Linked DNA regions of Homo sapiens: all the other regions are linked to region 2. The links are chromatin loops, found by intact Hi-C in ENCODE. Cell type or tissue: endothelial cell of umbilical vein. All regions are shown on one strand. Links, peaks and the distances in the headings refer to the core of each region. The heading gives the core; the rest is flanking DNA. Region 1 has its middle 43 kb from the start of RAB11FIP5. Region 2 overlaps RAB11FIP5 (RAB11 family interacting protein 5). Region 3 overlaps SPR (sepiapterin reductase).

The links. Hi-C counts contacts between places; a loop is a spot of excess contacts. Peaks named below come from ENCODE experiments on the same cell type or tissue, not always from the same donor. Only the 100,000 strongest peaks of a DNase experiment are listed, where the experiment ranks them.
Region 1: it touches region 2 in a loop (13-fold over the local background); 108 of 110 quality-filtered maps call a loop at or near these places.
Region 3: it touches region 2 in a loop (10-fold over the local background); 49 of 110 quality-filtered maps call a loop at or near these places.

Annotation. Positions count from the first base shown.
Region 1 is chr2:73,151,115-73,160,915 of GRCh38, reverse strand. No RefSeq gene overlaps it. Among named protein-coding and RNA genes, the nearest start is that of RAB11FIP5, 43 kb to the right of the region's middle. In endothelial cell of umbilical vein, for the core only: a CTCF peak has its summit at 4,117 (motif pointing right); DNase peaks (open chromatin) are centred at 4,185 and 8,685.
Region 2 is chr2:73,081,698-73,091,498 of GRCh38, reverse strand. RAB11FIP5 (RAB11 family interacting protein 5) reads left to right here. Exons shown (of 6, transcript NM_001371272.1): 2 at 2,184-2,620; 3 at 2,750-3,449. Among named protein-coding and RNA genes, the nearest start is that of SFXN5, 15 kb to the right of the region's middle. RefSeq lists enhancers at 5,556-5,605, 6,824-7,118. In endothelial cell of umbilical vein, for the core only: a CTCF peak has its summit at 5,694 (motif pointing left); DNase peaks (open chromatin) are centred at 1,688, 5,698 and 6,928; H3K27ac peaks cover 2,242 bases.
Region 3 is chr2:72,888,662-72,898,462 of GRCh38, reverse strand. It overlaps SPR (sepiapterin reductase), which reads right to left. Exons shown (of 3, transcript NM_003124.5): 3 at 6,305-7,116. The coding sequence ends at 6,926. Among named protein-coding and RNA genes, the nearest start is that of SPR, 6.2 kb to the right of the region's middle. RefSeq lists enhancers at 1-862, 4,165-4,454, 4,855-4,944, 5,782-6,283. In endothelial cell of umbilical vein, for the core only: CTCF peaks have their summits at 4,674 (motif pointing left) and 5,565 (motif pointing left); DNase peaks (open chromatin) are centred at 4,632 and 5,562.

The DNA.
Region 1 (9,801 bases), core at 1,013-9,012, 70 kb before region 2:
GCCAGTGAGCATCACCACCTAAGCTCTGCCTCCTGTCAGATAAGAGGCCTTGGATTCTCATAGGAGCGCGAGCCCTATTGTGAAGTGTGCATGCGAGGGATCTAGGTTGCTTGTTCCTTATGAGAATCTAATGCATGATGATCTGTCACTGTCTCCCATCACCTCCAGATGGAACCTTTTAGTTGCAGGAAAACAAGCTCAGGGCTCCCACTGATTCTACATTATGGTGAGTTGTATAATTATTTCATTATATATTGCAATGTAATAATAATAGAAATAAAATGCATAATAAATGTAACATGCTGGAATCATCCTGAAACCATCCCCCCTACCCTTCCATCCATGGAAAAATTGTCTTCCACGAAACTGGTCCCTGGTGCCAAAAGTTTGGGGACTGCTGGACTAGAGCACTGCTCTAATTACACAACTCTGATCAAAAGCCTTCACTGCTTCCAAGGAAAGCCCCGATGCCAGACTTGCCATTCAAGGCCCTCCATGCATGGGGCCCAACCTGCCCATCCTACCTCCCATGGGCACCCCACCCTCCAGCTGTCCTTGGTGTGACCCTCTCATTCTCGCATCTTCATCTCAGCTCATGCTGAGGAGTGCCATCACCCCTTGGCACCCCTCATCTTGGCGAGGCCAAATCCAATCCAGGCTTTGTGGTTCAGATGAATGCCGCTTCCTCCAGAAAGCCTCCACTTCACAAATAGTTGGCATAAAAAAGAAATACTGTCAATTTGTACCCCAAAACTTCTTTCCTCTCTCTTAACATGAATCCCATCCTCTGTGCTCCCACCCCAGCCATTCTTACCTTCTCAGAGGTCTCATTTTAGCAACTACGCTGGACTGAAACCAGTTTGGCCAAAATCAAGCTGAATAGCATAACAATTTTATTGATTTATTTATTTAGAGACGGAGTCTCATTCTGTCCCAGGCTGGAGTGCAGTGGTACGATCTCCATCACTGCAAACTCCGCCTCCTGAGTTCAAGCGATTCTCCTGCCTCAGCCTCCTGAGTAGCTGGGGTTACAGGTGCCCACCATCAAGCCCAGCTAGTTTTTGTATTTTTAGTAGAGATGGGGTTTCACCGTGTTGGCCAGGCTGGTCTCAAACTCCTGACCTCAGATGATCCACCCACCTCGGCCTCCCAAAGTGCTGGGATTACAGGCATGAGTGAGCCACTGCACCTGGCCAATTTTATTTTTTAAAAAGAAAATATTCCACAGTCATTTAAAATTTATTTACTTATTTCTGGATAGTTAATAGATTTACACTGTTAAAAATTCACTTTTTAAAAATTTTTTTGAGACAAGGTCTGGCTCTATTGCCCAGACTGGAGTGCAGTGGCACGATCTCAGCTCACTGCAACCTCTGCCTCCTAGGCTCAAGCCATCCTCCCACCTCAGCCTCCCGAGTAACTGGGACTTCAGGCATGCACCACCATGCCTGGCTAATTTCTGTATTTTTTGTAGAGATGGAGTTTTGCCATGCTGCCCAGGCTGGTCTTGAACTTATGAGCTCAAGCTATCTGCCCGCATCAGCCTCCCAAAAGAGCCACCTGCCCAGCCTCAGAAATCCTTAAGATAAAGTGAGTACAAAGTAAAATCCTCCCTTCTTCCCGTCTCCCAGCCACACAGTTCTTTTCCTCACAGGAACCAAATTTTATTAGTATCTTATGTATTTTCTCAGAGATCTTTTGTTGTGGTAGTTTTATTTTGTTTTGGTTTGGTTTGGTTTGGTTTGGTTTGGTTTGGTTTGGTTTTTGAGATGGAGTCTCTTGTCGTCCAGGCTGGAGTGCAGTGGCATGATCTCGGCTCACTGCAACCTCCGCCTCCCAGGTTCAAGCAATTCTCCTGCCTCATGTTGTGGTAGTTTTTAAATATCTCACATTTATTTGATACTCCTCCCTTCAGGAGATGGCACTTACTTCCACTCCCCTTGAGTTTGGGTTGGACTTAGTGACTTGCTAATAGAATAATCACACATAAACATTCTATTCTAGAATCTTCTAGAATAGAATATTCTATATTAGCAAATAGAATATAGTGGATGTGGTGGTGATACAGGCGTGAGCCACTGCCTCCGGCCTGGAATTCTGGTTGTTCTTTATGTAAGGTATTTTCTGACTTTTGCTGAAATGAGTATGTATTACTTCGTGATAGAAAAAAATGATAAAACATAAAAAAGAAAATATTTAAGATTATATCATTAGATATGTTTGTTCCAGTTAGTTACTTACTGTTAGAACATCATTTTGTAATAAATCTCATCTTGTTAGGCATTTATTTAGCCTAACCAATCCCTTATTGGACATGTAAGTAATTCCATCTTATCTTAAACCACATGACTTTTGCCCACATGTTAGACTAGCTATTCAATCACCCTTCTTTTGTCCTTCTTCTGCAACCTCCCTTCACAGGTTTTGGTTCCTTCCCATCTGCAATTAAACCCCCTCGGGTCTCTCCCATTAAAACAAACCACACCCCTCTTTGCCCCTTTCTCACTCCTAAACTCTGGTTCCACCTTTCTTGAACACTGGTCAACCTTTTGCCTTCCTCCATTGAGCAGAAGTGTTCTCCTGATCTCCTTGTGGCTAAGGTAACAGACACTTCTCAGGTCCCTTATTACTCAAGGACGCCATGCCATTGCTCCTTCCTGAAGCACTGTCTCTGGGTTTCCAGGTCACACACTCTCTCCCTACCTGTCTAACTGCTCCTCTGTGGGCTCCTGTGCTTCAGAGCCAGTGACCTTCAGGTTTGGCTCTGTTGTCCTCTCCTCACTCTACACTCCCTCTCTGGGGGCTGGCTCACCCCCATGGCTTCAGTGACCTCTGTCTGTCGAGGGCTCCCAACAGATCCCATCAGCTCCCTGCTGTCCCCCCTAGTGCTAACCTGAATAGCAGCCACCTAATGAGCCCCTCGCTGGGAAACACCCCACACACTCAGCTTGTCCCACGCAGGACCCATCATCGCACACCCCTAGCCTCACTCAATCTGTTCTTCCCTGTTCCCATCAGTTTCTCAGGCTAGAAGCTTGGGGGAGACTCCCCCCTCTTCCTCAGACTCCACACAGAGCCTGGCACTCAGGAGCAGTCAATAAATATTAACATTTATTTAGTGACTTTAATCAACCACCACATCCAGATGACTTTATCTTCTAAAAGGAGTCTGTTGGCCTCCTTCCACCATCTTCGCGTTTGTTACTTGTTTATCTCTCCATGAGGCTATGGGATCCATTTTAGAAGCGGCAGAGGTGTGAACCCAGGACACCTTAATGAGATGCTACGGGAGGCCGGGCGCGGTGGCTCTCGCCTGTAATCCCAGCACTTTGGGAGGCCGAGGTAGGTGGATCCCGAGGTCAGGAGATCGAGACCATCCTGGCTAACACGGTGAAACCCCGTCTCTACTAAAGCTACAAAAAAATTAGCCGGGCGCGGTGGCCGGCGCCTGTAGTCCCAGCTACTCGGGAGGCTGAGGCAGGAGAATGGTGTGAACCCGGGAGGTGGAGGTTGCAGTGAGCCCAGATTGCGCAACTGCACTCCAGCCTGGGCGATAGAGCAAGACTCCGTCAAAAAATAAAATAAAATAAAATAAGATGCTACGGGAGAATGAAATCCAGGCTGCTTTCAGGGCGTCGCGCTGCGGGACTTCACGCTGTCCCCCAGGCGTTCCCCCTTCCATCCAGGAGGAAGAGCGCCTTTTGAGTTGCACGTCCTCAGGGCTGCATCCGAAGGAGCAACTCTTTCTAAGCACCCGAAGGACAGGTGACAGCTGTCCACTCCCAGAGTCCAGGTCCGGCAGGCTGCACCCCCCTCACACTGGCTCAGTCTGACTGAGCCCAGGGGCGTGGGGGTCTTCTGCTTTCGGGAGGTACCCCTCAGGCTGTGAGCTAGGGGAGGGAGGGCCGTGCGTCTTGTGGATCAGTGGGGGCAGTGAGGTTGACCTGGGTCTGGGAAAGGAATGATGACCGACTTTCTCACTGCTCGCAGCCCGCAATGGGGGCGGCCTTCCTGGCTGGAGCCAAGCGACCTGATTTCTTGGAGAGAAGGAAGTCAGAACCCTGATCTGGCAGCGCCTCCGGGAGCCGAGCTGCTCACTGGAGTGGGAGTTCTGGGACAGCAGCAGAGGGCGCCCTCGGTTCATCACTGCGCCCTGCGGAAGTTGCCTGGTGGGGACTTGGGGGCGCACGTTCCAGTGGCAGCGGAACAGAGGGGTAGCGCCAGAAGACTGCAAGCCCCAGTCAGGAGACCAGGCAGGAGGCTGGAGCATGAGACCTGGTAGGAGGCAATCAGTGTTGTACAAAGACCGTGACAGCGGGGATGGAGCCGGGATAGGAGTTTGGATGTGATGGGAAAGTTCTGATAAGCCATTGCATGTGGGGAGCAACTGTGAGGGCCTGGGGAGCTGACTTCCACCTTTGTCTCCTGGATGACATCCAGAACTCGGATAGGAATACAGAAGAGGGGCCGTGTGGTGGCGGTCAGGGAAAGTGAGTAGGGTTTTGTGGAACGTGAGGTCCTGAGGACATCCTGTAGGAGATGTGTACTGGCAATTGATAAATAATTCTGGAGCTCTGGGGAAAGGTTGGGGTTAAATATGCAGATTTGGGATAATCATTTTGTGTGCAACCATGCAAGCTATGAAGTGGCTGAGAGTTCCCAGGTTTCGGGATAAAGGCAGGTCCAAGGCAGAAGCACTGGGGAGCATCAGCATGGGAGGGACTGGGGGTGTATATACCAGAGAGGTGGGAGAGAACCCAAGGGAGCGTGTGGTGAATGCAAGGGGCAGGAGAGTCTAAAAGTGGATGAAGCCGGGCGTGATGGCTCACGCCTGTAATCCCAGCACTTTGGGAGGCCAAGGTGGGTGGATCACTTGAGGTCAGGAATTAGAGACCAGCCTGGCAAACATGGCAAAACCCCGTATCTACTAAAAATACAAAAATTAGCTGGGTGTGGTGGCGGACACCTGTAGTCCCAGCTACTCAGGAGGCTGAGGCAGGAGTATCACTTGAACCTGGGAGGCAGAGGTTGCAGTGAGCCGAGATGGCACCACTGCACTCCAGCCTGGGTGACATAGCAAGACACCGTCTTAAAAAAAAAAAAAAAAAAAAAAATGTGTCCACTTGCCCGCCCTCTAAAGAAACTTTGCCAATCTGGTCCCAGGATCTTTTATCATGTATGGTCCAGAGTGGGAAAACAGACAAAATTAAGAGGCTGGAGGGAAGGTGGGGCCTTCAGCCAGAAAAACGAAGTTTATCTATACAATATAAACAGGTGTGTTGACGGGGTAGTTAGAGAAAGGAAGTCCATGTGGGGTGGGGCGGGGTCCCTGCATTGGGGCTTAAGTATGAGGGTTTCCAGAAGAGCTCTAGGGTAAAAGAGAACTGGGAGAGGGAAATCAAATGGGTCTTGAAAAGTGTGTTCTAGTGGAGTATAAGTTGAATTTCTTTTTGATTTCTGTTTGGAAGCCAAATAACACATATTTGAATAGGACTCTGTATCTATGTTGAACCACATAGGACCTCAGCTTTCAGTAGAATTCATTAAACTTTAGCAAGCTAGGATTAGAAAAAAACCTTAACATGACAAAGGGAAACAATCAGAAATCAATTGCATACTTAATGGTGAAATAGTGAAAGCATTCTCACAAAATCTAAGACCGACACATAAATGTCCACTGTCATTGCTATTATTCAACATTATACTGAAGGGTCTACTAAGACAACAAGACAAAAGAAAGTATACCTTCTGGGCCAGGCGCGGTGGCTCATGCCTGTAATCCCCCAGCACTTTGGGAGGCCAAAGCAGGGGATCACCTGAGGTCAGGAGTTCAAAACCAGCCTGGGTAACATGGCGAAAACCCATCTCTACTAAAAATACAAAAAATAGCTGGGCATGGTGGTGGGCACCTGTAATCCCAGCTACTTGGGAGGCTGAGTCAGGAGAATTGCTTGAACCCAGGAGGCAGAGGTTGCAGTGAGCCGAGATCGCACCACTGCACTCCAGTCTGGATGACAGAGCGAGACTCCATCTCAAAAAAAAAAAAAAAAAAAGTATACATTTGGAATTATTAACTGGAATTCACCCACTGGAAACTTTCCTTTATTAACTACTTGACCAAAACACAACTAAAAATATCATTATTTGCAGATGCTGTTACTGTACTATGTACCTAGAAAAGAGAGTTAACAGAAAAACTATTATAACTAACAAGATAATTAAGTGACCACATACAAGATTAACATATAAAAATCAACAGTTCTCCTACTTACCAGTAACAAGTGATTAAAAAACATCAAAAGTTCAAAAGATCAAAAATACCATAATTACTCAATACAGGCAACATTTGTTTACCTACATGTTACCAGTTGATTTGCTCACCATTCCTTCTTGAATCTCTGACATTCCTTCATTTTCCTTCTTCCTGAAGGAAGATCATTTTCCTTCTTCCTGAAGAATATTCCTTGGCAGTTCTTTAGGACAGGTTTATTGGTGCTAAATCAGTTTCTGTTTATCTGGATATGTCCTTAATTCACCTTATTCTTCAAAGTTGGTTTTGCTGAATATATGATTCTAGTGTGACAGTTATTTTCTCTTAGTCCTTTGACTTAGCCCTTTCTCTTAGTCCTGTATTATTCTGTTGTGTTCTGTTTTTGTTTTTTGTTTTGTTTTTGTTTTGCTCCTGAGACAGAGTCTCACTCTCTTGCCCAGGCTGGAGTACAATGGTGGGATCTTGGCTGGGATTACAGGTATGCACCACCACACTGGGTTAATTTTTGTATTTTTAGTAGAGACAGTGTTTCACCATGTTGGCCAGGTTAGTCTCAAGCTCCCAACCTCAGGTGATTTGCCTGCCTCAGCCTCCCAAAGTTCTGGGATTACAGACGTGAGCCACCATGCCTGGCCTATTCTATTATCTTCTGTTTTCTGCGCTTGCTGTTGAGAAAGTCAGTTCAATAGTTGTATCTTTATAGACGATACAACTTTTCTTTTTTTTTTTTTTTTTTTGAGATGGAGTCTTGCTCTATCGCCCAGGCTGGAGTGCAGTGGCGCGATCTCAGCTCACTGCAAGCTCCACCTCCCGGGTTCATGCCATTCTCCTGCCTCAACCTCCCAAGTAGCTGTGACTACAGGCGCCTGCCACCACGCCTGGCTAATTTTTTGTATTTTTAGTAGAGACGGGGTTTCACCATGTTAGCCGGGATGGTCTTATCTCCTGACCTCATGATCCACCCACCTCAGCCTCCCAAAGTGCTGGGATTGCAGGAGTGAGCCACCACGCCTGGCCAGGTGATATAATTTTTCTTCCTGATTACCTTTTTTTAAAAAAAAATCTTATGGAAAATTTTATAAATTTACCTCAAAGTAGACAGAACAGCATAATGAACTTCTACATTCCCAACATCCAACTTCAACAGTTTAACAACATTTTGCCAATAGTGTTTCTACATTCTGCCTCCCCTCCTCACAGGCATTCTTTGTTTTACTGGAGCATTTAAAGCGAATTTCAGATATATTCATGGATCAAGTTGTATTTCTTAGAGATAAGGACCTTTCGCCTTATTTTTCTGTTAATTTCTTAATATTATCTAATTCCTTATGCATGTTTAAAAGTGGATGAGTATCCCCATTGCCAGCCTGATTGTTCCAAAAAGCCCTTTTTACAGTTGGTTTGTTTGACTCAGCATCCAAAGTCTACACTGTGCATTTTGTCTTTTAAGTCTCCTTTCATCTATAACAGTCCCACTCCAGCCCTTTTTAAAGCTATTTATTTGTTGATTTAAAACAGGCCATTTGTCCTGCAGAATTTCCCGTAATCAGAATTTAGCTGATTGCTTCCTCATGGTGTCATCTCACTTGTTCCTCCAGCCCCTGTATTTCCCATAAATATCTATATCTAGAGCCTTAATGTAGTTTTTTGGGTTTTGTTTTGTTTTTTTTTTTTGGCAAAAACATGTCATAGGTGTCACTGTGTGCTTTCTATTATGTCAGTCTAGGAGGTACATTTTGCGTGGTTGTTGTGCTTTGATGTTAAATTCATCTGTTACTTGATTAGGGGTTTCTAAACGGTGGTTTCCCTCGAATTCTATCATTTCTTCTCTAATTATTAACTGGAATTCACCCATTGGAAACTTCCCTTTATTAACAACTTGACCAAGACGTAACTAACATCCCTTGATTGATGAGGTGTGGCAGCGTGTATGTATGTGTAATTATGAAAATTTTCTGTAAAATGCAGTTATTATTTATTATAATGATGCTATTATTATCTTGTCTTTAGCAAATGTCCCTTCAAGTTGGTTCCTGTGTCCTTTTATTTAATTAATTAATTAATTACTTTGAGATGGAGTCTCACTCTGTTGCCCAGGCTGGAGTGCAGTGGCGCGATGTCAACTCACTACAATCTCTGCCTCCCAGGTTCAAGTGATTCCCCTGCCTCAGCCTCTCGAGTGGCTGGGACTGCAGTTGTGTGCCACCACGCCTGGCTAATTTTTTTTGTGTGTGTATTTTTAGTAGAGATGGGGTTTTGCCATGTTGGCCAGGCTGGTCTCAAACTCCTGACCTCAAGTGATCCACCCACCTCGGTCTCCCAAAGTGCTTGGATTACATATGTGAGCCACTGCGCCCCACCTCCTGTGTCCTCAACCTTAGTCATTGCTGACAACTTCCTTCCTTTATGGCTCAATGAGATCTCCCAGGTTTCTCTTGTCCATTTCTTGCCCTAGAACTGGCACCAGCCATTTCTCCAGGGAGCACTTGTTCCTTTTAGTGAGCAAAATTGGCCACTAAGTGTGCTTATTGCTACTGGGTTGTCATTTCTTCAGAGGACAGAGCTGGAAAATACATATTAAAAGTAAGGCATGGGTCCATATTGATATTTGTAATTCAGTTGTAAGATGATAAGATTTTCTTTTCTTTTTTTTTTTGAGAGAGAGTCTCACTCTGTCACTCAAGCTGGAGGGCAATGATGCAATCTTGGCTCACTGCGACCCCCATCTCCTGGGTTCAAGCAATTCTCCTGCCTCAGCCTCCCGAGTAGCTAGGATTACAGGTGTCTGCCACCACGCCTAGCTAATTTTTGTATTTTTAGTAGAGACAGAGTTTCTCCATGTTGGCCAGGCTGGTCTCAAACTACTGACCTCAGCTGATCTGCCCGCCTCGGCCTCCCAAAGTGCTGGAATTACAGGCGTGAGCCACTGTGCCCAGCCAGATGATAAGATCTTTAACTGAACTTTTTTTTTTTTTTTTTGAGACGGAGTCTCGCTCTGTCCCCTAGGCTGGAGTGCAGTGGCGCGATCTCGGCTCACTGCAAGCTCCGCCTCCCGGGTTCACCCCATTCTCCTGCCTCAGCCTCCTGAGTAGCTGGGACTACAGGTGCCCACCACCACGCCCAGCTAATTTTTGTATTTTTAGTAGAGACAGGGTTTCACAATGTTGGCCAGGATGGTCTCGATCTCTTGACTTCGTGATCCGCCCACCTCGGCCTCCCAAAGTGCTGGGATTACAGGCTTGAGCCACTGCGCCCGGCCTTGAACTTCTTTTATTTTCAATCTCTGGCTGCTTTTACAACTTTGTCTTTAGTATTCTTCAATATCCTTACAAGAATCCCATGAGTGGAATTCTTTTTATTTATCCTTTTTGATATTATATTGTGCATCCTGTATGTCTGGATTCATATATTTTATCAATTCTGGAATACTCTTCCTTAATCTCTCTATATATTATTGATTTTCTGACATTCTTTCCATAATGTCTTTCTAGTATTTCAGTTAGACAAATGACAGGCCGTTTCATTCTATA
Region 2 (9,801 bases), core at 1,255-9,254:
ACTGCGGCTTGGGTAGCTCTGTGTGCGTGTGTGTGTGTGTGTATGTGTGTGTGTGCTGTGCAGTCACCAAGGGACTTTGAGCCCTTTAGTGACCAGCCTGACCACTACCACCGGGCTTTATTCCACCTTCATGCTCGATTGGCTGGGTCTGGAATTCCAGGCTAGTGGAAGGCTTTTCCCTCAGAAATGTGAAGACATTCCTTCATGTGGTGCCCAGTGTTGCTAAGGAAGACTCCAGTGCTGTTCGAATCCTTTCATGCCTGGTGTTCTAAGCCTCATAGTCATATCTGTTGGCATGTGTCTGTCTTAGTTCATTGCGCTGCATACTTGTAGGACTGTTCTAGCATTCATGTTCTTCAGTTCAGAAAAACATTCTTGTATGATTTCCTTCATAGTTTCTTCCTTTTTGTGTTCCCTGCTCTCTTTTTTTTAGTTAATAAAGTCTATTTTTCAGAGCAGTTTTAAGTTTACAGAAAAACGAGTGAAAAGTATAGAGAGTTCCCATCTACTCCACCCACGCCCCCACCGCCATTTCTTCTGTTAACATCTTGCATTAGTGTGGCATGTTTGTTGTATTTGAGAGCCAATATCAACACGTCATTGTTAACTAGAGTCTATACATTATGTTAGGGTTCACTTGCTGTTTTGTGCATTCTGTGGGTGTATAACAATGCATGTCCACCATTACGGTAGCATGCAGGATAGTTTTTCTCTCCTGAGAAGTCCCTGTGCTCTGCCTATTCATCGCTCTGTCCTCTCTTCAATCCCCCAGCAACCACTGATCTTTTCACTGTCTCCATAGTTTTGCCTTTTGCAGAATGTCAAATAGTTTTGTCGTGCAAGCATGAAGCCTTTTCAGATTGTCTTCTTTCACTTATGTATGTAAGATCCATCCGTGTCTGTTCATGGCTTGATAGCCTATTTATTTTTATCATTAAGTAGTATTCCATTGTCTGGATGTACCACAGTTTGCTTATCTTTTCACCTACTGGAGGACACCTTGGCAGCTTCCAAGTTTTGGCAATCATGAACAGAGCTGCTATAAACATTTGTGTGCAGGGTGTTTCTTTGGACATAAGTCTTTACCTCAGTAGGCAAAGTACCAAGAAGTGTGATTGCTCCTTGTGTGATCGGAGTTTGCTTAGTTCTCTAAGAAACTGCCAACCCCTGCATAAGAACATCTCTCCCCAGTAGGGCGGGCCCCAGCCACCCTGTGTGGTGGCCATGTGTGTTGGGGGCTGTCTCTGTGTCTCTCTGGGCACAGTGGGTGTGCACCGGGAAGAACTTAAGCTTTGGAGGGCTGGACACCTGGCTCTGAGTCTCCACGGATGGGTTCCTTTACCACTGAGCCTCACCCTCCTGATCTGTACAATGGGGTAGTACCTCTTACCTCATATGCTTTTTGGGAGGTATGTGCGGGAGTGAGGTAAGAACCCTCATGCTGGTCGTAATGCACCATAGATGCTCAACAGATATGAGCGCTCTTCGTCTTTCCTGGGTCTCTTTCTGCCATTCTTGTCTGTTCCTGCATCTTGTAGAGGTATTCCTGACAGGGCTTGGGGTGAGTCAGTGTGTGAGTGAGGTGTGTGTGTGTGTGTGTGTGTGTGTGTGTGTGTATACATACATGAGTGTATGCACTAGCATTCCTGTGTTCCTGGCCCTGGGCCTCTGGGTGAGCTGTTCTTTCCTGGGCTCACGGTGGCTGGGAGCAGAGCTTTGGCTGGGACTGGCCAGAGGAGATGATGTCAACAGGGAGAAATGTGGGTAGGTCTGTCTGTGCTGGGGCCTGGAGATGGGAGGGCTCTCCCAGGCCCAGCCTCACCCCTCTGGGCCTCAGAGTTTCAGATGTAGGGGAGATGGGGCAGAGGAGAGGTCTCTGAGCACCAGGAGAAGGTCCTGGGGTGGGAGGAGGCATGGTGTGGTAACCGCCGCCCTACCTGGTGGCACCCGAGGAGCTTCCCCACTCAGGATGTGGTTTTCTCCATCATGGAAATGTTTTGGATAGTTTCTCAGCTGCATCTGAAGCCTGGAAGCCCAGGCCGATGGGTCAGAGCAGGAGCCTTTGGGGAGAGGCTATCAGTGGCTCTCAGAGCAAGGAGGGGTCTGGGCAGTGCCTGGTACCGGGCGGGAGCCAGGCTCCCTGGGCCCGTGACTGAGTTCTGCCTGCTCCCCTCTTCTCACAGGTGGTACAAGCTGCACTCCAAGCCAGGCAAGAAGGAGAAGGAACGCGGCGAGATTGAAGTCACCATCCAGTTCACGCGCAACAACCTGAGCGCCAGTATGTTTGACCTGTCCATGAAGGACAAGCCAAGGTCTCCCTTCAGCAAGATCAGGGACAAGATGAAGGGCAAGAAGAAGTATGATCTGGAATCTGCCTCTGCCATCCTCCCAAGCAGCGCCATAGAGGATCCTGACCTGGGCAGCCTGGGCAAGATGGGCAAAGCCAAAGGCTTCTTCCTCCGCAACAAGCTGCGCAAGTCGTCCCTGACCCAGTCCAACACCTCGCTGGGCTCGGACAGCACCCTGTCCTCAGCCAGCGGGAGCTTGGCCTACCAGGGACCTGGCGCCGAACTCCTCACCCGCTCACCAAGCCGTAGCAGCTGGCTGTCCACTGAAGGGGGTGAGCAAGCACAGGGCCGCCGCCCTGGGGAGGGGGGCACTGGCTCTCCCCTTGGGTGGTGATGAAGGCCTGGGGCCAGGAAATGGGGCCTCTCTTCCTGCGAGCTAACTCTGTGTGTTTCCCCTGCAGGCAGGGACTCTGCACAGTCCCCCAAGCTGTTCACCCATAAGAGGACCTACAGCGATGAGGCCAACCAGATGCGAGTGGCTCCTCCTCGGGCCCTTCTGGACCTTCAGGGCCACCTGGATGCTGCCTCCCGCTCTTCGCTCTGTGTCAATGGGAGCCACATTTACAATGAGGAGCCCCAGGGCCCTGTGCGGCACCGCAGCTCCATCTCGGGCTCGCTTCCATCCTCTGGCTCCTTGCAAGCTGTCTCTTCCCGGTTCTCCGAGGAGGGGCCTCGTTCCACAGATGACACCTGGCCCAGAGGCAGTCGTAGCAACAGCAGCTCAGAGGCAGTGCTTGGACAGGAGGAGCTGAGTGCTCAGGCTAAAGTCCTGGCCCCTGGGGCCAGCCACCCTGGAGAGGAGGAGGGGGCCCGGCTACCAGAGGGCAAGCCAGTCCAGGTTGCCACACCCATAGTGGCCTCCTCTGAGGCTGTGGCAGAGAAGGAGGGAGCCCGGAAGGAGGAACGCAAGCCCCGGATGGGTCTCTTCCACCACCACCACCAAGGCCTAAGTCGGAGCGAGTTGGGTCGCCGAAGCTCTCTGGGGGAAAAGGGGGGTCCCATCCTGGGGGCCTCCCCACATCACTCATCCAGTGGGGAGGAAAAGGCCAAGAGTAGCTGGTTTGGCTTGAGAGAAGCCAAGGACCCGACTCAGAAACCCAGGTAAGTCGTTGGCAAGACCAACTTTGCTCCTTGGGGAGGATGCTGGGGTGTGTGCTGCCTGGACCCTGGGGCAGGGAGGAAGGAGTAGATATGGACCTCAGGCAGGCTGCTGGGGCTCTGGCTTTGCATGGTTTAGTGGGGTGTCTCCCTAAGCCAAGGTTCGTTCTGTGCTCACGGACACAGGTGAGTTACGAGGGCATAGTGCTCTGAGAGTCCTATGGATTGAGGGGTCCGACTTCTCAGCCCTAGGCCTTGCTGCATGAGTTGGCATGCCCACCCCCTGAGCTGGAGGGAAGCAGGAAAGTCCATTTGTGTGAATTCTTTGCTTCCTGACCTCCACCTCTTGCCCTCTGGCCTCAAGGTAAGGAAGCCTTGGTAGAGAGATGAGGACTGGAGACCGCACTCTCAGACTTCCCTTCCCCTCTCTGGAGCTAGAGGACTTCTCCCCAGCTGTCTCTGTGATCACTTCCCTCTGGGAGACGGGAGTCAAATAACTGAAGCCACCACTCCTTCCCCCGTCCATTCACCTGCCAGTTGCTTCCCCAGGCAAGAGGCTGTGGGCAGCTCCCATGAAATCTGTAACCCATCTCTGTCCTTGGAGACCCTGGGAGCTCTGGCCCTCTCTGATGTCTCTTGGTCTTGAGGTATGGCACCGTGGGAAGTGCTGGTGGCAGCTGTTTTGTTTTGAATATACTGAGTCCCCCATTTCAGGCCCTGGGCAGAGACCCTGATGCCTACCATTTGCTTCCTCCTAATTCTGAGCCAGGAGAGGCTGCAGAATTGTATAGCAGGGTCCAGAGAGGGGCTCCAGGTACAGGTCACAGAAGTGTGTGTCGCACCTTCCCAAGGGCCTGGGGCCAGCCCTCATAGGCAGCATCTGTGGCAGCCCTGGCCAGTGTGGTGAGAGCACTGTTTCTCTCAACAAGCCTGCCCTTCCCGCTCCATGGCTGCTTGGACAGGTTTAGAGGACAAGCACAGTAACAAGGGGGCAAAAGATAGGGCAGAGGAAGGACCCTAAACCTGTTGCCCAGAGGGGAGAGGAATCTTGTAGTCCTGGCTTTTTGTTTCCCTGTGGCACTCTGAGTCTGTTGAGAGGAGTGGAGAGAGACATGCAGGCCTTTCTAGGTTTGGGCCATGGTCAGCTGACAATCCCTGTTAGACCCTCATAGATAGGGGTATGGGGGGGTGGATCAGTTTCAGGGGCATGCCACCCCTTGCCTCCCTTGCTTGGTATGGCAGCTCCTGTCCCTACTGCCCCGCCCCTACTCACCAGAGCTCAGGTGAGCTGCTGGCCATCTGCGGCCTAGGGGAAGATTGGGAAGAAGGGGACAGGCCTTTCCCAGATGCCAGGCTGAGCCTGGTGTCCCTGTGACAGCCAGCCAGAGGTATTTGGAGGTGGTAGGGTAGAGGGAGGTAGCAGGAGATCTGGACAGGGCATTTGCTGGGAGGAGCTGAGGGCCTGGATTGAAAGGGGCACAGAGCACAGGCTCAGTGTGGTTGTGCGTACGGTGTCTCTGGGCCTTTTCTGGGGCAAGGTGAATGCTGGGGCCATTTGTAGGTGAGTCCTGCCCAGGCTTTGGGCTTGGACTCCCACAGGCTGTGAGTCTGTGGGGTTGTCACTGGCCTGGGGCACTTACAGTCTCCATCCTCTTTCTCCTGCTTCCCCATATCTCCTAATGGCCTCTTGGAATCTGGAGGATTTGGGTCACTGATGGCCATAAGGAAGCTGAGGTTTCTGTCCTGCTGTCACTTGAATTCTGAGCCTTGTCTTTAGCAGGATGGAGGGCACTCAGCATCCCTCCCAAGATGGGGCCTATTTGCAGGTGGCGGCTGCAGGGCCAGGCTCTGTGGCCGTGCATGCAGATGGGGTGGGAGGGGCTGTGCTTTGGGTAAGATGGCCTGGCCTGGACAGATGTGACACCTGGCCTTTGAGCTCAATCAGCAGCATCCTGGCCTTGTGTGCCTTGCAGGGAGGGGAAGGCTGGCCTGGAAGAAAGGACTGTTGGCGCTTCCCCAGAGGGCTTGCTTAGGGCCTCTGAGGAGAGAAGGAGAGGTGGGCTGCCTCATGGCAGGAAGCTGTGGGTTAGACCCAGAACTGGAGTGACTGAATGTAGCTGCAGGATCTCCAGCTGGGGCCTGGGGAGCCTGTCCCCAGGTCCAGAGAATGGGGGCCTCTGCCTTGGGGCTACCATTGCAGATTGTGGGATGTTCCTCACTAGGAAGAACAGCGGCGCCCTCTAGTGCTCCCATGTGGCACTGATGCCCCACAGAGAGGCCCGGGGCTGAACGTGTTGAGTATGGTATCCAGAGAAAGGCTGCTGCCGTGGGGAAGGAACAAATGAGGCTATACAGGGCTGAGAAGAGGGTCCTGCTGTTCCTCTGATGTGGCCTTTGTCTGCTGGGGGCCATGGCAGTCACACTGGGCCCCTACCAGTGTGTGCTGGAGCAGGGAGTAGGTAGTTGAGACCAAGCTTGTCTTGGCCACAGGACTTAGCCTCATTCCCCTGCCCTGTTATGAGCCATTCACACTGAGCTGCAGCACAGGCTACTTCACGTGTGTTTGAGGACAGGCAAGACCACGCATTTTAAACCCGCCAGGGCCAAAGTGGATTGTCTTTGTGTCTATCCCGGGTCATCCTTGTGTTCCCTTGTTCCCCGCCCCCCACACTAACCATAGGACTCTATGCACAGAAGGGGATCAAATGTTGATTACAAAAACTTTTAAAGTTGGGAATAAGTGTGGTACAACATAGAGATGAGTGTATCATGATGGTGGCCTCTGGCAGTCTCTGCAGTGCCTCCCTGCACCAGGTGTGGTAGGCAACAAGGTCCCTCCCTGTGGGCCTGGAATGTGCTGTGGCAGCGGAAGGAGCTTGGCTGCATTCTTGGTGGTGTAAATGAGTAACTATAATGTGCTCCCAGTGGCTTGGAGTTAGTGCAGCCTCACGTCCTGCTCTCCTCATGTGCTCCTCACAACCATGCTCTTGTCATGGTTACTGTATTAACAGTGTTCTGGTTTGGAAGATAAATGATACGTTCTCCCTACTTACAGCTTACAAGGCCCCTGTCACCTCATTGTGCCCAGGTGATGGGAGAGGATGTACCCGTCTCTTGGACATGTTTCCTGCACGTTGGGCCCATCTCAGGAGGGTCAGGAGGTCGTGCCTCAGGATGGAAGGCTGAAGGGCAGTGTTGCTAGAGATGAACGTGCCTCCAAGGCTGGCTTCGGCCTTTGGGGGATTGCCTGGTAGAGAGCTTGTGCAGATTCACTTGCCATCTCTGGGACCAGTGTGTGGAAATAACAAGGACACAGAGCTCTTTTCAGCCCAAGGAAGAGTTGTCTGCTAGTGACACCTGGCCTTCAGCTACAGAGGTAGCCCTGTGGTGTAGTGTTTAAGAAGAGGGGCTGTCAGGGTGAACAGGTGGTTCCTGTGTTGAGTGGCAGGTTCAACCAATTGTTCAGAGCTTCCTGCAGGCAGTAAAGTTTTATTCCCTCAGGTTGAAGGGGCAGAGACATCTGGACTTCTGACTTCCTTCCCAGCATTTGATCCTAAAAGAGAAGACAAATCAGCATATATTGCTGCCCCCACCGCTTGGGGGTGGGGAGAGTGTGCCAGGCCGGCACAGTAGGTTCTAGGATGCAGAGGTGTTTATTTGTTCTCAGAGCATGACCTGCAAAGACAAGCATACGTGGGAATATGTTCCTGACCTGGGCCAGGTGGAGTGGGAGGGAGATGTTTTGAAGTGAGAACCTTCAGAATGTGCACTTGGTGTGGAGCAAGGAAGAGGAAGGCATGAAGGAGGGATGTGTTACCAGATAGGAGGATGGACAGATGCCCTCAGAAGTACTGCTGGCTCTGTAAAGCCTGCCAGGCCTGGTGCTTGGAGTCCCTTCCTCCAGGGAGAGCCCTTTGCTGATTCTATACAAACAGGTTTGTGTGTACCTCTGGGGAGCTGGCCGGGAGAGGGAGGTTGCCGAGCCTAACCTGAGGCTCCCAGTCTACTCCCCTGCCGCTCTTGTCCCTGCAGTTCTGACTGCCAGCCAGGTTGCTGAAAGACTGCAAGGGTGAGTGCAGGCCAGGTTAGGGCTGAGGGGGCAGAGTTAAGCGTAGTGCTTTTAATGTTGATGGGACTCTCTTCCTTCAGACCACTGTGGCCTATTGTCATAAAGGGGGCTGGGGAGAGAAGCAGCTCAGAGTGCTCTAGCCCTGTTCCTGGGGGCCCGGGTCCTGTAGACAGGGTTGGGCTGGGTGTGGTATGGATGCACTAATGGCAAGTGGGCTGAGGTCAGGCTCTTGACCTGGTGGTGGTGTATGTTGCTTCTCACTCCCCTTGGTCCCCACAGCAGGCATGTGTGCCTTGGCCTGGGGCTTGTCTGGAATGAAGGGAGAAAGGGCATCTGCTGGGGTTGAGGCTCTGGGCCCACGATTCTTCCTCTTTTGGTATCTTCACCATGTCCATAGAAGCAGGGTAGTAGTGGAAGCCCAGGTGGGGTGGGAACAGGTGGGAATTTTTACCTCCCTCTCCCTCCATCTTTAGGTGGAGGGGATGAGACTGAGAATTTACCTTTGGATGGGGAGTTATTGTAAGGGGAAAAATAGGGTCAGGAGACTCTCGGGAAACTGATTCTTACGAGAAATCCCTGGGTTTGGGACCTGTGAGGCTGACCTCCCTTCTCCCAGAACCATCTTTGGAGCTACCTGTGCCTCTGTTTAGTTGGACTCCTTCCTGTGGTCCGCCCCTGGTGGTAGCTGCCGAGCTGACCTGCCTCAGTCCACCTCTGTGTGGGTCTGCCCTCTTTGGGCCCTGGGTTCCTGGGAGAATCCGGGCAAGCTCCAGACAGCTCATGCTCTTTCCACAGGTGCCCTTCCTACCCCAAGCCACACTCCTTATGGGCTGGCTGGCCAAAGCCCGGCTTCTGCCCCTTCAGGACTCACTGTCTACATTTCCTGTGCAAGAAGCTGGTTGGCTTGAAAAGTCGGATGTGTAGGGGTTTCCCCAGGATATTTCCACCTGGACAGGCAGGAGCCAAGGAACAGGGGTCCTGGAAGCTTAGAGCCAGGCCTGGGAGACCAGCCATGAGGAGGGAGACTGCTTAGAAGGCAGAGGGTGAGGCCACCGAGGTCTGCCTCTGACGGTGGCTCAGTGGCAAGGCAGCCATTTTTTCTGGCCTTCTGTCTGGGTCCTAGGGAAGTGAGAAGCTCTAGTTTGAGAGCACGCCCCTGCCCGCATCTCTGGAGTCGGCCTCACTCTGTGGATAAGCACCAGTGCAGGGGGCGTTTCCCCCAGAAAGGACCCTGTCCTGGACAGATGAAGGCCAGAACCTGTTCTCCAGTGTCCTAAGAGCACCTGCCCTGTCCCCGTCCCCAGAGTCCCTGAGAAGCCCCTGGTGACATCCAGAGTTGCTGCTGCTGTCACACTGCCAGCCTTGGCAGACAAAGGCTGGACCATCAGGGCACCTTTTGGTTGACGTTCTCCACAGGTGGCTTATATTCCTTAGCCAGTTAGGCTGCCCCTCAAAGAAACAAGACACCTTGTCACACCCAATGACAGCCCGTCATTACTTCTGCTTCTGCAAGGGATCAATAGAACCCAGGCTGTTTCAAGTGTCAGAATTCTAGGTGCCCTGCTAGGTCCTATAAGTTCTGGTTTTGTCCAGCCAGATACCTAGGCCTGGCCTTTCTCTGGTCTCTTTATCCCCCCATGCCAGCTGGTGTTTTCTTTGCTTTTAGTCCTAAAAGGGGCCAGGCTTAGTGGCTCATGTTTGTAATCCCAGAACTTTGGGAGGCCAGGTGGGCAGATCACGAGGCCAGGAGTTCGAGACCAGCCTGGCCAACATGGTGAAACCTCATCTCTCCTAAAAATACAAAAATTATTCAGGTGTGGTGGCACACACTGAGGCACAAGAATGGCTTGAGCCTGGGAGGCAGAAGTTGCAGTGAGCCAAGATCGCGCCACTGCACTCCAGCCTGGGCAAGAGACTCTATCTCAAAAAAAAAAAAAAAAAAAGGGATGTAAGGCGCTTTCAGATTAGTTTTCCCAGATGTAAATTCCTTGTTGAGTAGAACCTTAGAAGCTTCAGCATGGGATAGAGGAAAGAACACTTGGTTAGGTTTGGATCGGATCCTGCCTATCAGATGAGATGATTTCTCTCTGGGGTTGGAGTGAGCATTAAAATAGCTTTGCCTGGCATATTTCTCCTTGGGAGGCACTTGATAATGTTACATGTTGGGGTCTTCCCTCTGTACCCTGGCCCAAGTAGGTAAATCCAGCCTATGTGTGTGTTATGGCCCCTGGTCCCGAAGCAGGGGGTGGGGCGTGGGACTCAGGGGCCTTTCCAGTCTTGGCATTA
Region 3 (9,801 bases), core at 955-8,954, 190 kb after region 2:
GGGCCCGGAGCAGCTGTGGGCTGAGGGAGGCCGCTGGGAGTGAGGGGATTGAAACGGCTCTTTCCCACCCTCTCCCCCACCAGCCTGCTCTGTGTAAAAATTCCAAACTCCCAATCAAACCCCCTTCTCTTTTCTCCTTTCATTCACCTGCCCATCTTCCTCTCCTCTTCTCTCCTTTTCTATCCAAACTCATAATTAATCGCTCAAGGCAAAAGTAATGAATGTTAATTGGCCATCTGTAGGAAGACTAATTAAAATCTACCACGCTGGGGTTTCAAACATACCTATAGCAACGGAGTGAATCGGGAATGAGGCGAGGAGGGACTGAGGTAACAGCTGAAAGCCTGCAAAACACCATTGGGCTTAGGTGTGAGGGAACCACGCCAGAGAGGGGCCGAGATGCTGGGGAGAGGGAGAGATGAAGAGGGAGGAAAAAACTTCCACGATTTGCCGCGCCACTACAGGGCCTGGCATTTTGTGGCTGTTCTGTTTTGTGTTCAACAAACATTTACACATTTCCTTCTCGCTGGACATGGCCTAAGGGCTGTCTGCAGTTTCTCAACACACAATTGTTGTACCCCAGTCACAGGCCTGAACACACTCATTTATCCAGGGACACCAGCCCCGTGTCAAAATCACACACACATAAATCTCATGCACAGCTTTGCATGAGTTCCTGCTTGCAAGGTAACAACCTGTCACGTGCGCACACATGCACACCCAATTATGAATGGAGAGCAACCCAGAAATACAACATGTGGTTATATACCAGCACTCATAATCACATATATGTACATTGTTGATGCATACATGATTTAAACCCACAGACCCACTGTTATTCAAATACAAATGCTCATGTGCGCTCACAGTAGTTTTCAAAGTTATGCTTACATTCACACAATAGGCTTATAGGTGTGCATGTACAGCTATACACCCAAACCCACATTTGCACACCACACCATTATCTGGTAAGTTTTACATCAGAACACTTATACACAGGTACACACACAATTACACCCCTCCATGCATAAGAAAAGCTGAATGTTCAAACCCGCATAAGACTAATTCTAGGGTGGCAAACAGTTTTATATATATATATATATATATATACACACACACACACACACACACACACACACAGACACACACACACACGGCTTGGGCCCAGGGCAGGCCCATGTCTGATTCATATGTATCCGTGATGTGCATACACAGAGACCCAGGTCCCTGGTGAGAACATATTCCGGGTGATGGCTTCTGGGCTCGAACCACTGATACAAGTCTTTGGCTTCATCTCCTCTCTCAGAACACCCTGCTGTGAGCACCATGAGCATACAACGCCTGTTAGATTGTTCCATCCAGCCTTTGGGCAGAAAGAACCATGGATCTGAGGACAGCATGAGAGATGGCCTGGAGTTAAGATGGTCTCTGATGAGGCCAGGACAGGCGTGAGGGTGCCAGCCTGTGGGATGGGTGGCAGGGCCTTTGTATTCAAGTCTTCAAGGGGTCAGTTCCGTGGATCACGGGAGGATTAAATGGGGTGGGCATGGCATTGTGGGAAGAGCACCAATACAGGGTGGGGTCCCTTTGGCCAGGGTCCCTCTTTCCTCTTACTTGGGGTGAAAAAGCTGCCCTCCTTACTAGATAGTTTCTGGGGCCTCTTTCTCATTGCTATACAATTTCTCTGTGATAAGCTTAGATTAAAGCAGGAGGAAGTGCAAACACAAAAAAAGAGCGTCCTGACATTTGGGGCCAGGGAGGGGGGTTGAAAACCTGGAAAGAGTCACCAGAGAAAAATTTCTACCCAAGGATCCTTACAGGAAAAGGCTCAACATTCTCAAATCCTCCAGGCTTTGTGCCAACACCCTATGCTCCTGGAGACTTGGTGTTTGAGGTTCTTGGACCTTTTGTGCCCGGAGTCGGTGCCCAAGGCCCATCCTCAGGTCCAGCAAGGAGAGTGGTGTGGAGAAGAGTGGGTCAGAGGAGGGCAATGTTCTCGGTGCCCCAGAGGGACCTGGGTGCGGGATACATTCCCAGAAGTGGGAGTCAGACATAAGAAGGACTTCCCAGCTCTCAGAGAAAAATCCCTGACTACCAGAAGTGACTGACACACACCAGACCAGGTGCTCATCACCCCCTCTCTGGGTTCCTTCCAGGTGGCATAGCTACCCAACATCTCGACCTGACAAGCAGGAGACCCAGCTGCTCTGAGAAGTGACTGCCCAGAGCCCCATGGCTGTAAGTGGCCGAGCCAGGCCACAGAAGCCAAGTCCAGCGGGCTATCTCATAAAGCTGGGCGGCCCCGTGGCCACTCCCTGTGCAGGAAGGGAAGGAGCAGACCTGCTTTCCAGGGCTTGGACTTCCTGGAGAGCCTCCGGGCCCTTGGGAATCTCCCTCTGCCGACCAAGTCCTCAGAATTCTCTGGGAGGAACAGGCATGCACACACTCTCACACTCACACACACACTGTCCTATGACAGCTTCTACATTTGGAGCTGACAGATGTGCAAGGTAACAGCTCGGCAACGCCTGTGCAGCTGAGGCCCTGGCGTCGCGAACGGGATTATTTCCAGCAAGGCTCAGGGCGGCTGCGTGAGTGCATGCCCGGGGTGTGTGTGTGTGTGAGTGTGTGTATGTGAGAGAGAGAGGGAGGGGGGAGAGAGAGAGGGAGTATGAGCGTGTGTGAGTGTGTGAGGGTGTGTGGCTTCTCCCGCCATCTCTCTCCCTTCGTCTAAATCTGTCTTACTACATTTTCGAATCTTTCTGCCTGTTTCCTCCCTGTGTTTCTGTCCCTCTCTCTATCTTCCTCTCTCACTGTCCAGCTCGCCCTGTCTCCGTCTTTGACTCTCAAGGTGTCTGCTTTTGTTTTTCTGCCTGGATGCTCCAGAGCAGAGAGGGGACTTACCTCCTCTCAACTCCTCACTTTGCCCTTGGTCCCTTTCGTGTGTCACCTGGGCAAGCCTCAAGGAGGGACTCTTAGAAAAAGCTCATTTTGTTCCACAAAATGATGCAGCTGTCCCTGTCCTTTGCATAGGGCTCCTGCCCTGGGGGTCAGATAGGGGGATCTGGGGTTGTCCTTTGGCAGTCCTGTGGACTAAGAGGCTGCTAGACAGCTTTCAGGTTAGTTAGCTGAGGAACCACGCTGAGCACTAAGGTCATCTGGGGGAGGAGCCCCCAAGGGATAGGCATTTCCTTCTCTCTCCCTTCCTCCTTTCCCCCAGCTCCTCACTGAAAAAAGAAGTCCGGGACTCTCCTGGCTCACACGAAGGGCTCTTAGGGCTGAAGATGGAGTTACCATGGATGAAAGGAGAGACAAAGGGTGAGGTAGGAGAGGCTGGCTGGGAAGTAACAATCATTCCCTCGTGGGAGTGGGCTCTACTTCAAAAGTCTGAGACAACATCTGTGCTGCTCCCCGCCTCCCAGCACCACAGGTGGGAGACCTCAGGACTGGGGAGTGGGGCAAGGATGGCTCGCTCCAGGCTCAGAGCCCTACCCTCCATCGGCTCCCCCAGCTAACCCCAGAGGTTCAGAGTGATTCCTCAGCTGGTTTCCAGCAAGCTGTCTAGTGGCTTCTGGTCCACTCCCCTGCTTTTACACCCCAGATCACTGAGAGATGATGTGAGGGCTGGAGAGGTGCCACCTCAGGGGGTTTCTACCCCAGGGGACTTGGAGTCATCTTCACCCACCTCCCTGTCATCACACGGGAGCCCAGTAGCGAGGGCACGCCTGGGCGCTTTTGGGTGTGCTCACCTGCCATATGAGTCAGAATTATCGCATGCATGCTAGCCTATGAGGCCATGTTCTATGGGAAAGGACGAAGGTGAAGGAGGCCAGGAGGCAGCATTCCAGGGCTTAGCTCTCTGGGGTGAGGCACGGGGAGATGCTAGGATGGAGTACATCCCGGGCGGGTGACCCTGATGGCTGACAACAGACTCAGCACCAGCCTGGGTGTGGGGGCACACATATGTATTCATAGGAGGAAGGACAGGAATTGGGGATTCGGGGGAACCTCTTGACCAGACTAATCCCAGCTGGTCATGCTCTTGGACACTGGCTTTGGCCTGGAATATTCCCCTCACTCCCCCTGCTCCTTACAGGCCAGCTGCTGGCCCCAGTGCAGGTGTATTAAACACAAAACCAAAAACTGCACAGCGCTCTCACACCAAAGACAAAGAGGAACCTCGTTTGTCTTTTAGCTCATCTATGGCCCTGCTCGCTCCAGCAGCTGGGCCCTGGGCATGTGCAGGCATGTATTTGTGTGTGTGCACTCACGTGTGCTCATGTGTGCGGTGGCCAAGGCCAGGTCATGCGGTTGGGGAACACAGATGGTTAGCCCCTGGAGGGTGGCTGCTTATGGCCTGGAGGCCGCCACAAAAGCCTCCATGCCTCAGTGTGGGTGGACCTGGGGAGGCTGAGTCCAGGGCTGGGAGCAAGGTCTGGGAAATCCCTGAGGGCAGAGACTGTGGGTCACTGAAGAGGCCTCGGGACCTGACAGGAAGAGTGATGCTGCCCATCTCTGATCTCCCCAATTCCCTGGGGGCCCGAGAGTCCAGAATCCTGGGCTGCAGGGAGAGATAGCCCAAGAGAGCACTTCCGAAGCTCTTACATCTCTGGGCTCAGAGAAGACAAATGTCAGGCATGGGAGGGCCTCGCCACCTCGTGGGGACAAGCGGTACTCCTCACTAAGCCCCTGGCCAACCAGCCTAGAGGGGAGGTACAGAGTCAACCCCGATGATCATCCACAAGGAGCTGGACTGGCACTGCCCACCCTCACACTCCCACAGGAGCAAGGGGCCTGGTGAGGAAACCTACCCACCACCCACCACGTCATGAAAGGCAGCCCAGGCTGCCATAATCCATGGCCTCACCACACTGGAAACACCTCAGACGAAGGTGTCCAGGAAAGAATCTTGGAGTTCACTGCTCTAAGGAAACTGAAGCCCAGAGAGAGAGCAGGGCTCTGCCCAACACCCCACAGCATCTCTGTCATAGACAAGGTAGTGGGACTGAAGGTTCCTGACTCCAAAGTTCACACATTTTCCTGTAAATCCAAGACAAGGTATCCAGACCAGACCCCACCCTCACCTCCAGGAGGCTGAATAGGGGCAGTACAGTGAGAGTTTTTGCCTCAAGTCAGGCAGGGGAGGATGTCTGAACTGTCTAGAGGAGAGGAGGCTTCCAGCAGAGTTCCAGGATGAGCTGGATCTTGATATTTAAAGGCAATAAATAATATTAGCATCTACAGGGCATTTACCACAATGCTAGCACTGTGCTGAACATTTACAAACATTAGGTCACTTAATGTTCAAAATAACCCTTCAGGGTAGGTGCCATTATAATCCACATTTTTCAGATAAGGAAACTGAGGCACAGAGAAGAAACTTGCCCTGGGTTACCAGCTGTGGCAGAGCAGGAACCTGAGCCCAGTGATTTCTACTTCGATGGGGGCATGAGGGCAAGGCATCTGCTGGACCAGGTAAAAGTTCGCCCATTCCCTCCTAGGGGAGCAGGCAGGGCACTGCCAGCTTCAGCCTAGGGCCTGCCCTTCAGCAAAAGGCGCGGCCTCCATGCGCCCTCTGCTGAGCACAAGGAGGAGTTCCCTTCTGCACACTCAGAGGCAGGCTGAGTCCTGGAGTCAGCGGGCAGGGGACCACGCTTCCTTCTCCCAAATATGGCCAGGGGCCAGGGTGCTGGCTGCAGACCACCACTGCCGTGGAGCTCGCAGCCCAGCCTATGTCTACCAACCTGCACAAGGATTGGCTTGGTTGCAGCCCTGATTTCTCAGAGCTTCCCTTTCTTGGAATCTTGCCCATCTCCCCCAAAGGCATGCTGGTCCTAAGCCCACCCCACTGACGACCTGGACCATGGGCCAGATGGACAATGCCAAAAGGGCCAATAGCAGCTGGCATCCATTCACAGCATTGCCACGTGGACAGGGGGTGGAATTGGCAATCCACAGAGTTGGGGAAAGGACCCAGGCTTTAGGGCCATGTGGAGGGCAGGCTGTAAGCTGGGCCCTAAAAGATGGGTATTCTGAATAGCCCAGGGTGAGAAAAGGGCTATCAAGGCTGGGGTCAGCGTGGGCAACAGCACAAAAAAGCAGGCATGCCGATTGTGGGCAACTTTGCACCTGGGCTTGCCACTGAGTGGGGCCTGATGACTGGAGGCAGATGGCCCCCGGAAAGCTCCCTAGGAAATAAGGACAACACCTCACTTTTGGGTTAACTGCCTTGGGAATGGCCTTGGGCCCAGTGAACCAGGCAGTCAGTCATAGGCCCTGTATCAGAGGAGAAAGCAAGCATGAAGAAAGGACAATCTGTATTTTATTTGTATCTGCCTTTGGCGTGTATACAGACACCCAGGAGCCCCTTCTCCCAGCCTGGGGGAGGGGTGGTAGATTCTGAAGGAAGGAGACATCAGAGTGAGGACACAAAGTTCAACAGAAGGTCCTGCTACCCTCAGCAAGGGGCATCTATGTGGGCTGGGACATGTACCGTCTGCCCTTCCTCCCATCCAGGCCATCTGCGAATCTACATGGGTCCTCCTATTCGACACCAGATCACTCTTTCCTCTACCCACAGGCTTGCTATGAGCAAGAGACACAACCTCCTCTCTTCTGTGTTCCAGCTTCTTTTCCTGTTCTTCCCACCCCTTAAGTTCTATTCCTGGGGATAGAGACACCAATACCCATAACCTCTCTCCTAAGCCTCCTTATAACCCAGGGTGCACAGCACAGACTCCTGACAACTGGTAAGGCCAATGACCTGGGAGCTCACAGCTGGCTGTGCCTGAGGGCAGGGCAGCAGGCATGAATGCTTCTATGTGTAAGGCAGGACTGCCCCTATGGCAGGGTGTGGGGAGCCACAGGGCTCTGGGGTATGTCTAAAAGTGGGGGCAAAAAGGTTCAGGAAGCCAAAAACATGGGCTTATTTGTCATAGAAGTCCACGTGGGCTCCAGACTTGAACTCGTCCTTTTCCAGTAAGCTCAGCAGTTTCTGGGCTGACACCTTGCAATCCACCAGCTTCCCCTTTGCCTTCAGCTCCTGCAGCCCTTTTCGCATGTCTGGGTCCACGGAGGTCTCCCGGGCCAACTGCTGCATGTCTGTGTCCAGAGGACCTAGAGGATGAAAAGGAGACGATGAGGGAACATGGCCAAGGCAGGGACAGAAGGTTTCAGGTCCCTGTTTTATGTCGGGGGTGGGGCTGAGTCAGGTCTGGCCAGAGGAAACACGTCATCTTGGCTGAAATGTGTGGTCAGGGTTGCCAAAGGCTCCAATTTGTCACCATCAAGTTCTGGACTGAAATTCAAAAGCCCACTGAACATGGACCCTCTAGACTACCATGTCTAAAACCAAGATTCTCATCTCCTGTCCAACCAGCACCACCTCCTGACATTCCCATTTCTATTAATGAAGTATTCTTTTCCCAGACTCAAAACGTCCATCACTTCCTCCTTCCCTCCCCCATCGTCCCCAGAGCCAACCAGGCACCAGGTAGGACCCTTCAGCATCTACACATCCCGACAATCAGGCCCTTTTTACAACCTTGCTTCTCTCCCTGCCTCAGCTCCTTCTGTAGCCCTCTACTAAACTCATTCTACTAAAACATCACTGGGGCCCAGCTGCAGTGGCTCACACCTGCAACCCCAGCACTTTGGGAAGCTGAGGCAGGAGGATCACTTGAGGTCAGGAGTTTGAGACCAGCCTGGCCAACATGGTGAAACCCTGTCTCTACTAAAAATACAAAAATTAGCCAGGTGTGGTGGCACATGCCTGTAGTCCCAGCTACTGTGGAGGCTGAGGCACTAGAATTGCCTGAGCCTAGGCCAAGTGCAGTGGCTCACGCCTGTAATCCCAGCACTTTGGGAGGCCGAGGCGGGCAGATCATGAGGTCAGGAGATTGAGACCATCCTGGCTAACATGGTGAAATCCCATCTCTTCTAAAAATACAAAAAATTAGCCGGGTGTGGTGGCGGGCGCTTGTAGTCCCAGCTACTCGGGAGGCTGAGGCAGGAGAATGGCGTGAACCTGGGAGGTGGAGCTTGCAGTGGCCGAGATCGTGCCACTGCACTCCAGCCTAGGCAACAGAGTGAGACTCCATCTCAACAAACAAACAAATAAACAAACAAAAACATCACTGGGATCACAACATTCCTCCGCTCAAAACCCCTCAACAGCTTCCCAGTAGCCTGGCCTAATACTCAAGGCATCCTAGTCTGCCCTCCTCTGGGCACACCTACTCTACAGGCAAACTGAAGACCTGCCACGCCCACAGTGAGCCTTCGCACCTTTATTTCCTTTCATCAGGAATGCCTTCCATCTGCCAACAACCAAGGTCAATGTCCAGTTCAGCTACCTCCAATAAAGCCATCTCTAGTCTCCCCACCTAAAGGAATTGTTCCCTTCTTGAACTGTTGCAAGCACGTTCTATTCTTCACATAGGAATCACTCATGCACCCCAATATTTGCAGTTAATGGTCCTCGAGGGCAGAACATCAGAGAATTCCAGGGTTGGAGGGAGAATTTATCTCCTGGTCCTTGACTATTTTCCAATGACCTGTGCATCCCTGCTGAGAGAGGACTTGCTGCCTTTCCAAACAGCCCATTCCATCTCTGAGCACCTGTTAGAACATTCTTCCTGAGACCGAAATGAAAACCAGACTGGCCTCTGCCTTGGTTCAGGCCCTGGGGACCTCCTGAAAATCTCAGCTCCCTCATAATGCCCAGGGCAGCCTCCTGAGACCAAACGCAGCCATGTGGACTTCTGGAGTCTGCTCTGCTCCTGGTTGTAGCTTACATTTGGTCACTGTTGTTTGTGCGAATCCTTGGGCTGAATTCAGAGTGGATGATGAGTTGAATGTTGGTTGTGAGAATAATTGTGCATGTGTGTTGGGGGGCAGGGGTGGTAGGGGCTGGGGTACTGGAGAACATGAGGAAGAACTTGAAAGCAAGGTGGGATCCAGCCCTGCCACATCTGTGCTTTGTGCAGGCCATTCTACCTGTCTGCCCTGGGAGCCTGACCCTATTCCCCAGGGACACAGGCTACTGGATTTCTGCCCAAGTTGCTCAGGCTTTCCATGGCTGCTCTGTCACCACCTTCTGATTGCAGCAACCTCAAGCCTAAAAGAGACTCCTCACTATTAAGACAGGGGCGCTGTGGCATCAGAAACTAGACCCAGTATCACAAGACTCCCTGTCCTTTGGCGTTCATGAGAGCAAGGGATCTATTCTATTTATCCCAGAATCCTCAATAGTGTTCCAGCACAGTTCAGCCAGGGATGGTCAGCACTCAACAAAGTCTGTCTGCTCTCCATACAGCTAGCATGTCCTGCAGCTTGCCTTAGTGTAGTGCTTTGCTAGGTGTTAGGAACACACATCTGCATAGTGCAAAGGCTTTCCTGTCAAGGGAGGGAAGGAGGCAAGCAAACATATGCAGACAATACAGTGTGGTCAGTCCTATTTAACAATGAGGCAACACTTCACAGGTCAGGGTCATTTTCACATACAGTATCTCATTCAGTCTTCCCAAGTGCCCTGTGAGGCAGGGAGCGTCTTCCCCATTTCACATGAGGAAGGCCTGGAACTCAAACCCCAGTCTTCTCCCAAACTCCATCTAATACCTCAGACCTTCCTGCCCCACCCTCCAGTCCAGGAAACTCCTCACTCTCTACCAGTATCCCCGGCCCCTGCCACCTCTATTTCCCCTGGGTCTGTATTTCCCCTAAGGGGTGATGGGTCAAGATTCAAGGACAAAATCCTGTGGGTTGTTTCCTGGAGGGGGCGGACTAGGCCGCTTGCCCAGC